Regions from separate parts of the Homo sapiens genome. Here all the other regions are linked to region 1. A link is a contact called in ENCODE Hi-C or POLR2A ChIA-PET data. All regions are on one chromosome and are shown on one strand. Each heading gives the region's core, a stretch centred on a gene start or an enhancer-like site at or near the end of the contact. The rest is flanking DNA. Distances are from core to core; before and after follow the strand shown.

What was found. A loop is a pair of places that touch in the nucleus more often than their neighbours do. ChIA-PET counts read pairs that join two places held with the same protein, here RNA polymerase II (POLR2A). Pooled maps may share reads with other maps.
Region 2: a loop to region 1 is called in a map of B cell, with 26 times the contacts of the local background. The contact joins the promoter of KATNB1 here to the promoter of RPGRIP1L in region 1. A Hi-C loop is called at or near these places in 2 of 168 maps with a recorded cell type or tissue (B cell and naive thymus-derived CD4-positive, alpha-beta T cell) and 14 of 50 pooled maps. POLR2A ChIA-PET finds 5 or more read pairs at or near these places in 1 of 52 experiments (activated B cell).
Region 3: a map of naive thymus-derived CD4-positive, alpha-beta T cell shows a loop between it and region 1 (9-fold over the local background). The contact joins the promoter of HEATR3 here to the promoter of RPGRIP1L in region 1. A Hi-C loop is called at or near these places in 1 of 168 maps with a recorded cell type or tissue (naive thymus-derived CD4-positive, alpha-beta T cell) and 5 of 50 pooled maps. POLR2A ChIA-PET finds 5 or more read pairs at or near these places in 1 of 52 experiments (activated CD4-positive, alpha-beta T cell).

The regions. Positions count from the first base shown.
Region 1 is chr16:53,701,871-53,706,378 of GRCh38, reverse strand. It overlaps RPGRIP1L (RPGRIP1 like), which reads left to right and starts at 2,520. Exons shown (of 27, transcript NM_015272.5): 1 at 2,520-2,576. FTO (FTO alpha-ketoglutarate dependent dioxygenase) reads right to left here and starts at 2,223. Exons shown (of 9, transcript NM_001080432.3): 1 at 2,150-2,223. The coding sequence starts at 2,194. RefSeq lists enhancers at 2,001-2,410, 2,025-2,525 and a silencer at 2,561-2,610.
Region 2 is chr16:57,733,393-57,737,900 of GRCh38, reverse strand. KATNB1 (katanin regulatory subunit B1) reads right to left here and starts at 2,131. Exons shown (of 20, transcript NM_005886.3): 1 at 2,046-2,131; 2 at 618-923. The coding sequence starts at 657. It overlaps LOC107984852 (a long non-coding RNA gene), which reads left to right and starts at 1,257. Exons shown (of 2, transcript XR_001752221.3): 1 at 1,257-1,465; 2 at 2,294-4,072. RefSeq lists enhancers at 936-1,005, 2,374-2,543, 2,290-2,584, 2,564-2,673, 3,303-4,280 and a silencer at 1,824-2,063.
Region 3 is chr16:50,063,580-50,068,087 of GRCh38, reverse strand. HEATR3 (HEAT repeat containing 3) reads right to left here and starts at 2,118. Exons shown (of 15, transcript NM_182922.4): 1 at 1,819-2,118; 2 at 1,549-1,721. The coding sequence starts at 1,956. It overlaps HEATR3-AS1 (HEATR3 antisense RNA 1), which reads left to right and starts at 1,764. Exons shown (of 3, transcript NR_186390.1): 1 at 1,764-2,035; 2 at 3,281-3,397. RefSeq lists silencers at 1,396-1,655, 1,736-1,785, 2,116-2,165 and an enhancer at 2,016-2,310.

The sequences.
Region 1 (4,508 bases), core at 1,271-3,770:
CAACTGTGGTGGTTTTGCAGGTATATACATTTGTCAAAAGGCATCAAATTGTACACAAAAATGGTTGCAAATGACTGTATGTAAATTATACCTCAATAAAATTGATTAGAAAAAGAGAAGATAATTCATGAGCCATTGGACACTTTACATTTAAGATTTAAAACAACTACTTATACTTTGTTCTAACAAATAATATTAAGCAAACAAATTTTAAATGAACAGCCAATTTTTTAAAGAAAAAAGGAAGACAATTTGCTCTACTAATTCAACATGTTTCACAAGCAGAAAATGGGAAAAGCCTTGAATTTGGAGTCAGAAGACCTGGCTCAGAGCACTAGTTTCACCTAGCAACCAAGTGGCCTTGGGCAAGTCACGATTTACCTACAAGTCTCAGTTTCTAAATCTCTAAAATATGGATGACACTAGTAACTCCCTCACAGGCAATGGTTATGGTTTCAATAGAGTAAGAGCTTCTTTGGTGCAGTGATTCTATTTCAGCCAAAATTATAATCCCAACTTATGGCAAATAATAGGTGCTCAACAAATCTTCACAGAATAAATGAAATACTTTAAAAATAAACCTGAAAGATGAGAAAGACATCATGCACAACACCATGAGGTGACATTTGTTTCTTTGCACTGTGTAGACTAAAGCAGAAGGGTCGCCCTCTTTGTGCTTATCTTTAATATATTATCCACATCATATGCAGACTCAAGCATGAAAACTTCTGGTCCCTTACGAAATACTGCAATAACTCAGGTCAATATAGAGCAGATTTTATATTTTAAATCCTTAGGTGTATTGCCCTAAACAGACTCACGTGTAAGATGAAATTCTATGAAAGCAAGAACTGTGTCTACGTTATTTAACACTGTTATTCACTGCCAATATTTGCCTAACATAGAGTAGGCAGCAAATGACATGTGCAAAGGCCCTGAAGCCCGATAAAGTATAGTGAAGAGTGACTTTTAAGAAGGCCAAAGTGACTGGTAGGCAGAGAGCAGAGTGTCATATCCAATGGGGTTGTGAAAGCAGGTAGGGTCCAGATCATGCAGGATCTTGTAGGCAATGTGAAGTTTTGCCTTTATCCTAAGAGCAACAGAAAGCCATGGAATATTTTTAAACAGGTGGTTGGCAGAGTAAGGAGAAAGGAAAGGGACATAATTATATTTGCATTTCACGAAGATCTTACTCTATGGTGTGCAGAAGAGAATGGTAGTTGAGGGAAGGGAGAGAAGGTGGAAGAAGAGTTAAGTTAGGGTGTAGAGTGAGTGTAGGCCAATCAATAGGCTATTCCAACAGTCTATTAAAAAGATAATGGTAGCTTGGTCCAAGGTAGTGGAGATGAAAAAAAAAAAAAGTGGGCATATTCCCAATATACGTAGACAAATCAACAGGATCTGAGTTTGGGAATGAGAGAAAGGAAAACACTCAATGCTTCTGAGCCTCAGTTCTTCATCTGTGAAGCTGGGCTGTTATTTATACTCCATCTGTATAATATCTATCTTGCAATCTGCTGTGACAATGATATGAAATAATTTAAATATTATGCACTTAATACAGTGCCTGACCCACAATAAATGCTTTTTAAAATCTCTGTTGCCATTATTATGGTCATCCCATGGAATGGCAACTACCAGAAGCTGAACATCAAAGGTAGAGAGGAGCAATGTAGTTAAAGATTCATATCCACAGCGCTAAAAGACACAAACTGTTATCAGCCGGTCACGGAGACAATTGTTCCAAAGAAACACAGCTGACTGCACAGATATTTCATCTAAGCCGATCTCAGTCCTCAGAGACCATTATGAGAAAGCACAGCTGGTATGATCACAGTCATCTGAGAATCCGGTAAACTGAGGCACAGGGATGGCGACAAATTTAACCAAGGAATAGATGCAGAAGAAGGACAAGGAAATGGGTATCTTGCTTCTCATTTTTGAGCCGATCCAACAAGACTCGGCCTGCATCCTGAAGAGCACGAATTTGTAACATCCCCTCTAATATCTCCAGGTCCCTTGCTGACAAGGCCCTGTCATCCCTTAGTTTAACACCGCGCATCCGCTCGCCATCAAACCAAGCCCTTCCGGTTCCCTGATCCTTGCTCACAGCGCACGAAGATCTCCAGGCCCCGGGAGCCCGACATACCTTAGCTTCGCGCTCTCGTTCCTCGGCAGTCGGGGTGCGCTTCATGCTGCCACTAAAGCCGCCTTCGCCACCGCAAGCTGCGTAGATCCCTCGCCCTGGACCCCGCCTCCTGCATGTAGTTCTCTCAGCGTCCTGCTCCCGTCTGGAGCTATTCTCCCTCTGAGTAGAAAAAACTACAACTCCCAGGATGCACCGCGGCGACACCCGCGAGCGCCACGGGATTTAGCACAGGAGAATTTCCCAGGTCCGACAGCTGGAAGAGCGTAGTCCGCTACCCCGCGAGCAAACAGGCTAGAGTCCAAGGAGAACTACATTTCCCAGGAGGCTACGGGAGCCTGCCATGTTTCTCCCGTGCTCCTCTCGGCCAGCCGCCCGCCACGCTGTCGGCGCTATAGCAACGGTAGCTAGCTGCAGGGCCAGTGGCACGGTGAGTACCCGGGAGGATGGGGGAGGATGAGGGTGGGTGGAGGTTGCTGACCCTCCCCACTGCAGCGCGGGCCGGGGTCCTAGGGTCCGCTCTGCCGCCTGGAGAAGGCCCTGGAGTTGGCCCTGGAGTTCTGCTGGCGTGAAAGCAGCCCAGCCCAAGACACCTCCACATCCTCAGGCCTGAATCACAGGCCGCCCTTTATCCCCACGTCCAGGACCAATTTGAAATGTTATATCCCAGCCATGAAGGTGAGAGTTGATGCTGCTAATTGCCATCTCTATCCAGATCCTGCAAGTTGTAGGTCCCTAACACAGTTTGCTCATTTGCCCTGGATTAGGAGTTGGTTGGTAGACCCTAAACCTCCTGAGTGGTCTATTGTTTGCTTAATTATATATTATTTGTTTATCATGTGATTACCTCCATAACTTGCTAGCTTCATAAAGGCGGGGGTTTTGCTTGCCATTTTAATCTCAGTACCTGATATTCATTTATTCATTCAATAAATATTTTTTCTTTATTCTTTTTTTTGTGTGTGTGACAGGTTCTTGCTCCGTTGCCCAGGCTGGAGTGCAGTGGTAAGACCTCAGCTTACTGCAAACTCCTCCTCCCAGGTTCAAGCGATTCTTCTGCCTCAGCCTCCCGAGTAGCTGGGATTACAGGCGTGTGCCACCACACCCAGCTAATTTTTGTATTTTTAGTAGAGACAGGGTTTCATCATGTTGGCCAGGCTGGTCTCGAACTCCTGGCCTGAAGTCAGCCGCCCGTCTCGGCCTCGCAAAGTGCTGGGATTACAGGTGTGAGCCACCACGCACAGCCAATCATTCAATAAATATTAATGTTGGTTCCCACCCTGTACCAGGCACTGTTCCTGAACAGTTGTGAACAAGACTAATACCCGTCTCAAGATGTTTATCCTTTTTTAGTGGAGACAAACAATAATTTTATCTGATAACTTCAGATAGAGGCAGTTGCTATAAGAGATACAAGCCATGCTTGGTGGCACGCACATGTAGTTCCAGCTACTCGGGAGGCTGAGGTGGGAGGATCACTTGAACCCATGAATTCAAGGCCAGCCCGGGCAACATAGCAAGACCCTGTCTCAAAAAAAAAAAAAAGAAAAGAAAAGAAATAAACAGTGAAGAAATGTAAGGAAGACTACTCTAACATAGGATGGTCAGGGAAAACCTGTCTGAGGAAGTGAACTGAGCTCCAAAGATTAAGGAACCAGCTAATACAAAGGCCTTGAGCAAGACAAGGGTATGGGGGGTTCGAGGAAAGTAAAGAATAATGTAAGTGAAGCATAGTGAGCAAAGAAGGATAACATAAGATGGTGTTGGAGAGGCATTGCAGCATTGTGCAGGGTTTTTCAGCTTCTACACTATTATTAACATTTTGGGCTGGATAATTCATTATTATGTCTCCTAAGCACTGTAAGATATTTAGCATCATCCATGGCCTCTACTCACTAGATGCCAGTAGCATCCCGCTTCCTTGTTGTGACAACCAAAAATATCACCAGACACAACTATTAATACTTTCAACTACCACCTTAAGTGAGTTAACTAATCTGTGTCTCAGCTTCCTCATTTGTAAAGCAGGAATCATTTGAGTAACAGCCTCACAAGGATATGGTGAGACACTTCATTCCTATAACAGAACACTTAGAACAGTACCTGGCACATAGTAAGCGTTCAATGAATGTTAACACCATCATCATCATCATCATCATTATTATTTTTAAAGTGACCTTAACTCTGTCATGGAAAACTAATCATTTTCATACACGGGCCTATGTGTCAACAGGATCCTAAAAATTGACCTTTTCTATAGGAGTACTTCCAAAAGAAGTAGATGATCTCCCAAGGATTTGTCTGTTAGCTGTTTCTGTAAAAGCAAAATGCAATGGTTCTCCACCATTTGCGAGTTGTAATA
Region 2 (4,508 bases), core at 882-3,381, 4.0 Mb before region 1:
AATACTGACAGATATATAACTCCAACAAACAAAAGCACTCTGGGGTCCTCAATAATTCTTAAAGTATGAAGTCTTCAGATGAAAGAGTCCAGATCCACTTGTATAGGGCAATGGTGGGAGTGGACAGTGCCCATCAGTTACAATCCGAGCCCTGTCTGCATCCCTCTGCCCGCCCCTCCTCGCTCCCACTCCTTCCCCCATCCCAGGCCCAAGATGCTTTTATCTGACTGGGGAAGTTTGACTTGTGAGATGTCTGAGAATGCTGTGAACATCTTTCAGGATTTCTCACCCCACTGTCAGCCTAACTGGAAATGCTGTGCTAAGTGCTTTAGGATGGGTTCATCCTGTCACTTGAATTTCACAGCAACCATAGAATGCAGGCGTCATCTCATTGTACATATAAGAAAACTGAGCCTCAGAGAGGTTAAGTCACCTGCCCAGTGTCACCCAGCTAAGAAGTGCCACAGTCATGATTTACATAATGGTCTATCTTACTCCCAAGTCTAGGAGTCTCCTCCTGTGCCAAGAACAGGAAACAAAGCTGTGGGTTCAGGCCTCCCAGCAACAAGCCGCTAACAGAATAAATGGGGTGATAAAGAAAAATGAAAACCACTCACGCAACTTCCAGGCTGTCTTGGTGACCACAGGGGTGGCCATCCTTCAGCTGGCTGGCACCTGAAGCCCCACCCACAAAATAAACTGTGCTTTCCTCGTGGGGTGGGGGTGGATCCCCCCCCAGATCCACCAATCAAGTTGGCAGAGAGTTCCCACACATCCAGGCAGACAGAATGCCTCGTCTTCTGGCCCTGGGGTGCCTCGTGGTTCCAAATTACCCACAGCAGCAACAGCAGCAGCCTGTGCACATCTGTCACGATCCTGGATCATGGAATGTTAGGCTCGAGCCATCTCAGCTCAATACAGGGCTGCAATACAAACAAGAGGTGACGTCATGTTAGAAAATGCTTGGTAAGAGCTGTTGCTCCCTGGATCACCAAGACCACTTGATAAAGACTGACACCCACCAAAGCCACCAGAGTCAGAAGCTGCACTGCAAATTAGGTTTGGGAATCTGCAGAGGGGGCACCTCAGGTAGGGTGATTTGGAACGTAAGGAAAAAGAAACTCCTCCCAGAGGCCAGGATAATGAGCTGCAGCTCTGTTCCGGGATGCTGGCTGCCTAAAGTGCAGCAGCCGCAGTGGGGCGGAGAAGACCACGTGTCTGCAATTCACATAGATTTCCTGCGAGTCGTTGTTTTTGTCTGACGTGTGGGATGTGGGAGAGCGGAGTCAGAAGCTAAGCTTAGGGGCCTAGGAAAGGCATCCCAGAGACGGCCACTGAAGTCCTCCTTGGAAAGAATCTCGAAGACGACCCTGATGGTCCAATTCCCCAGCTCCTGGCAAGGGAACCGCTCCTGCTCCCTGCGATTCCCAAGGACAGAGCTAGGAACTAGGCCTCCAGTCTGGGCGTAAGTGGCTATGACTCTTCAACTCTAAAAGGCCTCCTCATGGAGCCTCCCACCTCCTTCCCACAGCCACTTCACCTCTTTCCCATGAGCCCGCTCCCCTCCGTCCCCTTTCTCCTGGGTCCCCGGGTCTGCCTCTCTAGTCCTCCGTTCACACCCCCTTTTCTCCCTGCCCCCTGAGTCTCCCACTTATGCACATCCTGTCTCCCGATATCCCTCACGTGGCCCCTGCCTCGCCAGACTCCCGTTACTGCCCTTTCCCATATGCTCGCGGGGTCTCCCATTCATTCATTCTCCTACTTCTCTTCTCCCTATTCATTACCTGTCCTTCTGCAGACCCCCAGCTCTGCTTCCGGCCTCCCTGGTTTTGCCCCCTCCGGCCTCCACCCCGACCCCTCTCGTCCGGGGGCGGGGGCAGGTCCCTCGGCCACGGCTGATCCTCCCAACCCTCTGCTTGCGGAGTACGGGCTCTAGCCTCCCCACGCTCAGAGCTCTCTGCCCGCAAGCCCAGCCAGCCCCGCCTGGCTCGGCCCAGCCCAGGGCCCACCGTCCCCTCGCCACCTCGTCCCCTTGCCCACTCCACCTGCAGCTGCGGCTCCGGAGGCCGAGGCTCCGCTCCAGGCGCGACCCCCACTTGCCTCCATCCCCTGCCTTGATTGGCCGCTGCTTGACAACCGACCCTCACAACAAAACCTCCGGCTCAGAGCCCCGCCCACCTTGCCTCCCGCACCAATCAGCTGCCGCGGGTGCTCCGCCTCCTGCCAGGACTGACCAATGGAAGCAGGCGCTTCTGCCGCTTTTCCTCAGTACCCGCCCTCTTTTCCTAAATAGGACTAATCAAGAGGAAGGAACGTTCAAGAGCCGCCCCTTGGCCTCTAATAAACCAATGCAAGCTGCCGTTTCCTTAGTCCCGCCTCCGTCTCAAGTTTTCCCTTTCCTCTCCGTTTCCTCCCTCGAACCTAATTTGTGTCTGAAAACTTTTGAGAGCCGCCCTCCAATGGCGGCTGCGCCAATGGCTTGAGCAACCGTCCTGGATTGACCAATCAGCGTCCGCATTATTGGAAAACTCAATTCCCAGATAGCCAATGGGAAAGGAACTTCGGGGGCAGTGTGAAGCCTCAGGCCTTCCATCTTGGAGTGGGGCAAAACCTAAGGAGGCCTTAGTCGGCATTTTGCCGAAGCTCCTCATTCTTCACTTTGCCTGCAGATGGTCCCCCGTGGCAGGAGGACTTTGTCCCTGTTCTTTGACCCGGACGCCGGCTTGAATCCCCCATGGGAGGTCTAGAAGGAAACAGCCTGATTCCGGAGCCGAGGCAGGCGCTGAACCCTGTAGCACTGCACACGCAGCCACCGCCTCGACTAATGGATGCGTGGGCAAGGGGCTGCTCCCTGAATGGCTGCAATCAGGGAATCGGAGAAAGGCCAGCTTTATTTGTGACACGTTGGGCGGGGTGGGCTCTGGGAAGCGCCGTAACCCTTCTCGACTCAGGGCCTCTCGCGTGGCCGCTTAGGAGGGACTTGGCCCCGCAGCCGCCTCTCCCTGTTGCCCAGAGGTTGTCCCAGGCACCCAGAGCCCCTCGAACCTTGCCCTTCGGCCTCCAGCCTCTCACCGCAGGTCAGGGCTCCTTGGGCTCACATAACGCCCAGTACAACCATAAGAGGTAGGAATTCCTGTTCCCATTTACAGATGAGGAAACTGAGGCCCGGGTTAAGATGCTTGCAGAAAACCACACGGTCAGAAAGTAATAGCCCCAGAATTCGAACCCTTGTTCTGAAAGCCAAAGCGTGGGGGAGTCCCCACTCTGCCTTCTGCTTCAGCCTTCTGCTTCAGATTCTCCTGCTTCAGCCTCCTGGGTAGCTGGAACCACAGGCGCCCGCCACCACGACGGGCTAAGGCTAGTTTTTATATTTTTAGTAGAGACGGGGTTTCTCCATTTTGGCCAGGCTGGTCTTGAACTCCTGACCTTAGGTGATCCACCCGCCCCAGCCTCCCGAAGTGCTGGGATTACAGGCGTGAGTCACCGCAAGACACCTTTAAAAGATTAGCAGAATAACATCGGATCAAAACTGTCTAGCCTGCAGTTCCCCTTAATTTTGTATTATAAAAAGAAAACTAAACAGAGAAAACTTTAAAAGACAATATAATGATACCACGTAGATTCCAGTACTTGTTAACAGTTTGCCATATTTGCTTCGTCTGTGTGTCTTTTCGGAACCATTTGAAAATTGTAGATATGACATTTCACCCCAACACCAAATACTGAGCATGTATCTCTTAAAAATAAGGCCCTTGGCCAGGCGCGGTGGCTCACGCCTGCAATCCCAGCACTTTGGGAGGCCAAGGCGGGCGGATCACCTGAGGTCAGGAGTCCGAGACCAACCTGGCCAACATGGTGAAACCCCGTCTCTACAAAAAAATACAAAAATTAGCCGGGCGTGGTGGCGCACGTGCCTATAATCCTAGCTACTGGGGAGGCTGAGGCAGGAGAATCACTTGAAACTGGGAAGCAGAGGTTGCGGTGAGCTGGGATGGGGCCACTGTACTCCAGCCTGGGCGACAGAGTGAGATCCATTTCAAAAAATAAAAATAAAGCCCTTATTCTACAATAACCATTGTTATCACCACTGCTAAGAAAATTTAATTCTGTAACAACCAGTCCATATTCGTATGTCCCCAGTCATCCCAAAAACCTTTTAGGACTTTTTTTTTCTAACTAAGAACCAATCAGTATTCACCACACTTGACTCTTAAGTTCTTTCCATTTCTGTCCCCAAACTTTTATTTTTATGACATCGATCTTTTGAAGAGATCAGGCCATTTACCTAGATTGTCCCACGTTAGGAATGTTTCCTTTTAGTATCATTTACCTGAATTTCCTGAAGTTCTTGTTAGATGGACGTTCTTCTTAAATGCATTTCTTCCCTTGAATTTCTTAAGTTAGGGCTAAAGGCTTGATTAGATTCATGACAACAAGCAGTCAAAAACACTCCAGAGGACACATTGTAAGTGCACAAGGTTGATGAATTTTTACAAACCGAACACACC
Region 3 (4,508 bases), core at 869-3,368, 3.6 Mb after region 1:
GTTTCCTCCCTAAAGGAAGAAGAGCGTCTATCCCCCCTCCATCAACTGGTGAATGCCCATTCATTCCTCCGAGCTCACCTCAAGCACCACTCACTCAGTCTTCTTCCCTGAACCCTTTGTTTGTACCCTCTTTTAGCACCCTTTGTCATTACCATTCATTGTAATCATACACTTATGTAACTGTTTGGTTAATGCTTGTCTCCCTCAATACACTTTAAGATTTCTTAAGGAGAGACATTGCCTTGCTCATTACCCCATGCCCACAGCTTAGCTCAGTGTCTGGCACACAGTTGGCACTTTATACATATTTGCTATATCAGTGAATGAAATATAAATAACAAACAGAGACAGAGCTGTAAGAACTACAAATACTAACCTCTACTCTTGCCCCCTCTGCAGTCCATTCTCTGCACAACCAGCAGAGTGGTCTTCACAAAATGTGTTGCAGCATGTCACTTCCCTGCTTAGAGTTAAGTCCTCAGCCCTACACCATCGTACAGCTCATCCCTCTCTCCAGCCTCACTTCCTGTAATTACCCACCCCTGCTCTTCTCAGCCACCTACCTACCCTCTCTGCTGTTTAACCACGTCAAGCTGCCTGCTGCTTCGCTTCTTTGCTGTTGCTGCTCCCTTTGTGGGGAATATTCTTCCCCCTATTTTCCCATGCCTCCTGGCTCTCTCACCCTGCACATCTCCTTTCACAAGTCATCTAAAGAGCACCTTTTTTTTTTTTTGAGACAGGGTCTTGTTCTATCACCCAGGCTGGAGTGCAGTGGTGTGATCATAGCTCACTGCAGCCTCGAACTCCTGGGCTCAAGCGATTCTCCTACCTCAGCCTCCTGAGTAGCTGGGATTACAGGCACCCACCACCATGCCCGACTAATTGTTTATAATTTTTCTACAGACGGGGTCTTGCTATGTTGCCCAGGTTGGCCTTGGACTCCTGGCCTCCAGTGATCCTCCTTCCTTGGCCTCCCAAAGCAATGGGATTACAGGTGTGTGCCACCGCGCCCGGCCCAAGAGCACCCAATTCAAACTTCCCACCCCCAACTCATCATCATCTCGTTTTCCCACAGCAATTCTCACTATTTAATATTATGTTTTACCTTTTTACTAGCTTCCTGTCTGTCTCCCCATCAACATGACTTGTGCCAAGACAGGGATCTTGGCTGTCAACAGATCTCGCTCAAAAGTCTTGGCTGCTCAAAGTCCCCTGCATCTAGAACGATTCCTGACACATGAACTGAAGAGTTCATCCAAGCAAGGGACCCTAAGGAGGGCTTTTGGAGAGTGTAAAACGTGCGCAAGGCGTGAGGGCAGGACGCCTGAGCAGGTGGACGCTGCAGGTGAAGCAGCCAGGTGGACAGATGAGATGCGGGGATACTGGGCTTCTCCGGAGCCTGGAGACTGGCTTCAAATCTCTGCAAACGGGAGACCGGGCCAGTGCCTGATGGCACACAGAAGGCGCTGGGTGACCGCTGCGACCGCCCGCAGCCCAGACGCGGGGGAGGCCAGCGGTGGGCACCGCCCCGCACCCTTCCTGGCTCACCTCAGCGCGCCGGCTGCAGTCTCCCTGACGGCCAGGCTGGGGTCTAGCAGCAGCGGCCCGAGGCGGCGCACGGCGTCTCGTCGCGCCAGGCCCGGGAGTGCCGGCCGCTGCTGCACCAGCCGGGCCAGCCCTGCGCAGGCGCACTCGCGGACCTCGGCGCTCGGGTGCTGGAGCTGCGGATGAGAGCGAAAAGGGTCAGAAGGCGCGCAATGCGCACGCGCGCGGGGCAACCTCGTCTCGCCTCCCGGCCCGACGGAGCCCTCGCCTCACCTTTTCCAGCAGCTCCGCCGCCGGCCCGTCGTCCTCCTCGCCTCCGGTCCCATTCGCCGCCGCAGCCGCCTCGGCCTGACAGTCGCCCGTAGGGGAGAACTGAGGTCGCTTGAAGCGCTTCGTCCGGCTCTTGCCCATGGTGACGTGCGCTGGGCGGACAGACCACCGAGAGAGGAGGGCAACAGCAGGCGGTGGAGGCTGCCGCGCCGTTAACAAGGTCCGTTGCTGCTGCTCAGCTGGGCCGGCTGACGGCTGCAGCACACATGGGCAAGCCGTGCGCAGGCGCACGGCGCGTCGTCTGCCGGGTCGGGGTTGGGGCGGGGCGGGGTGGGGGGAACTGGCGCACGGAGCGCGCAGGCGTGGAAGAGGGCATAGGCGGGGCCAGCTTCGGCAAAGGGGCGGAGCCTTGTGGGTTTACCGGGTAAGTAGGAGGTTGGACTAGAATAGTAACGCCGACCCGGGCGAGAGGATCACTTGAGGCCAGAAGTTCGAGACCATCTTGGGCAACATAGGAAAACACTCCACTCCCTGTCCTCCCCACCAAAAAAATTAAAAATTATCTGGGCATAGTGGCGTGTGTGTGTAGTCCCAGCTACTTGGGACGTTGAAGCCGGAGGATCACTTGACCCCAGGAGTTTGAGGCTGAGGTGAGCCGTGATCCTGCTACTGCACTCCATCCTGGGCGACAGAGCGAGACCCTGTCTCAATCAATCAATCAAGCAACCAATAAGTTAGTAACACCGGCTACAAATAATCAAATGTGATTAAGAATACCTAACTTGCAAGGTTATTGTAAGTTCTGTAAAGTTCATAAAGTTCTGTAAAGTGCCTAACACCAAGCCTGATATATAGCAGGTACTCAAAAAGCATTAACCACGATTTTATTTTGTGTCCCCAGCACCTCCCATAGCTCCTGTCGTAGACAGAGACTAGTTAATGTTTTGGAACGAATGTGTGTCTATATTTGATAAAACAGAATCGCTTAAGAACCTAATCTCCCTGCCTTAGTTTCCTCATCAGTGAAGTGGGGACATCGATAGTATATACCTCATGGAGTTGTTACGAAGACTAAATGTGTTCATATGTTTAAGGTGCTAAGAACAGAGACTGGCAGATACTAAGCACTATGTAAATGTTTGGAAACGTATTTAACAAAGAGATTCTTTTGCAGATATTTGTTGAGTACTAGGTACAGTGCTGGGCATTGGAATAAAGCAGTAATCAAGACAGTTTGGTTCCTGTCCTCTCTCCCTGTCCTTATGGAATTTACAGTCCAGGGAGAGATCTGTTGAATATATAATTATATGAATAACTTTGGTTATAATTGTGGTAAATACTAAGCAGAGGGAAAAGTACAGGAGAATCTTAGGTGGTCTTTATAATTAGACATGTAACGAGTGAGTACTCAATATATGCATAGCTTTGGGTCAATTTTCTTTTTTTCTTTTTGTTTTTGAAACAGAGTCTCACTCTGCTGTCCAGGCTGGAGTGCAATGGTGCGATCTCGGCTTATTGTAACCTCTGCCTTGGAGTTCAAGCAGTCCTCCTGCCTTAGCCTCCTAAGTAGCTGAGATTACAGGTATGTGCCACCATGCCCAGCTATTTTTTTTTTATTATTATTTTTAGGAGAGACGGGGTTTTACCACGTTGGTCAGGCTGGTCTCGAACTCTTGATCTCAAATGATCTGCCTGCCTCAGCCTCCCAAAGTGCTAGTATTACAGGTATGAGCCACCACGCCCAGGCTCAGGTCAACATTCTACTGGAGAAAATTTCCATTCCATGGTAACCCTACTGTCAAAGAGTTGACTGTCCAGTAAGGGAAATTAATTACTATGGCAAATTTTAGAGAGTAACAGAAGTGTAGCTCATGTTGCATTTGGGCCTATCAAAGATCAATCTTGGGCTGGGCACTGTGGCTCACACCTGTAATCCCACCACTTTGGGAAGCCAAGGTGAGCAGATCACCTGAGGTCTGGAGTTCAAGACCAGCCTGGCCAACATAGCGAAACCCCATCTCTACTAAAAATACAAAAATTAGCCAGGCATGGTGGCATGTGCCTGTAGTCCCAGCTACTTGGAGGCTGAGCCAGGAGAATCTCTTGAACCTGGGAGGCAAAGGTTGCAGTGAGCCGAGATCACGCCACTGCACTCCAGCTTGGGTGACAGAGCGAGACTCCGTCTCAAAAAAAAAAAAAAAAAAAAAATCAACCTTGGAGCCACTAAATATATGTTGGTGGGTTTTACTTCCTGTATATTTTATCAGGCCATCGATCTGCCTGCCACCCACCTAGTCCAGGCAACCGTCTTTTTGTTGTTGTTTTTTTTGAGATGGAGTCTCTTTCTCGTTGCTCAGGCTGGAGTGCAATGGCATGATCTCGGCTCACTGAAACCTCTGCCTCTTGGGTTCAAGTGATTTTCCTGCCTCAGCCTCCTGAGTAGCTGGGATTACAGGTGCATGCCACCACGCCCAGCTAAATTGTATTTTTAGTAGAGATGGGGTTTCACCATGTTGGCCAGGCTAGTCTCGAACTCCTAACCTCAGGTGATCCACCAGTCTCGGCTTCCCAAAGTGCTGGGATTACAGGCGTTATCTACCACGCCTGGCCTAGGCTACTGTCTTTTATCTTGAGCACGTGGCTCTCTGGTCTCTCCATTTCCACCCTGCCTGTCCCCCATCCATTGAGCAGCT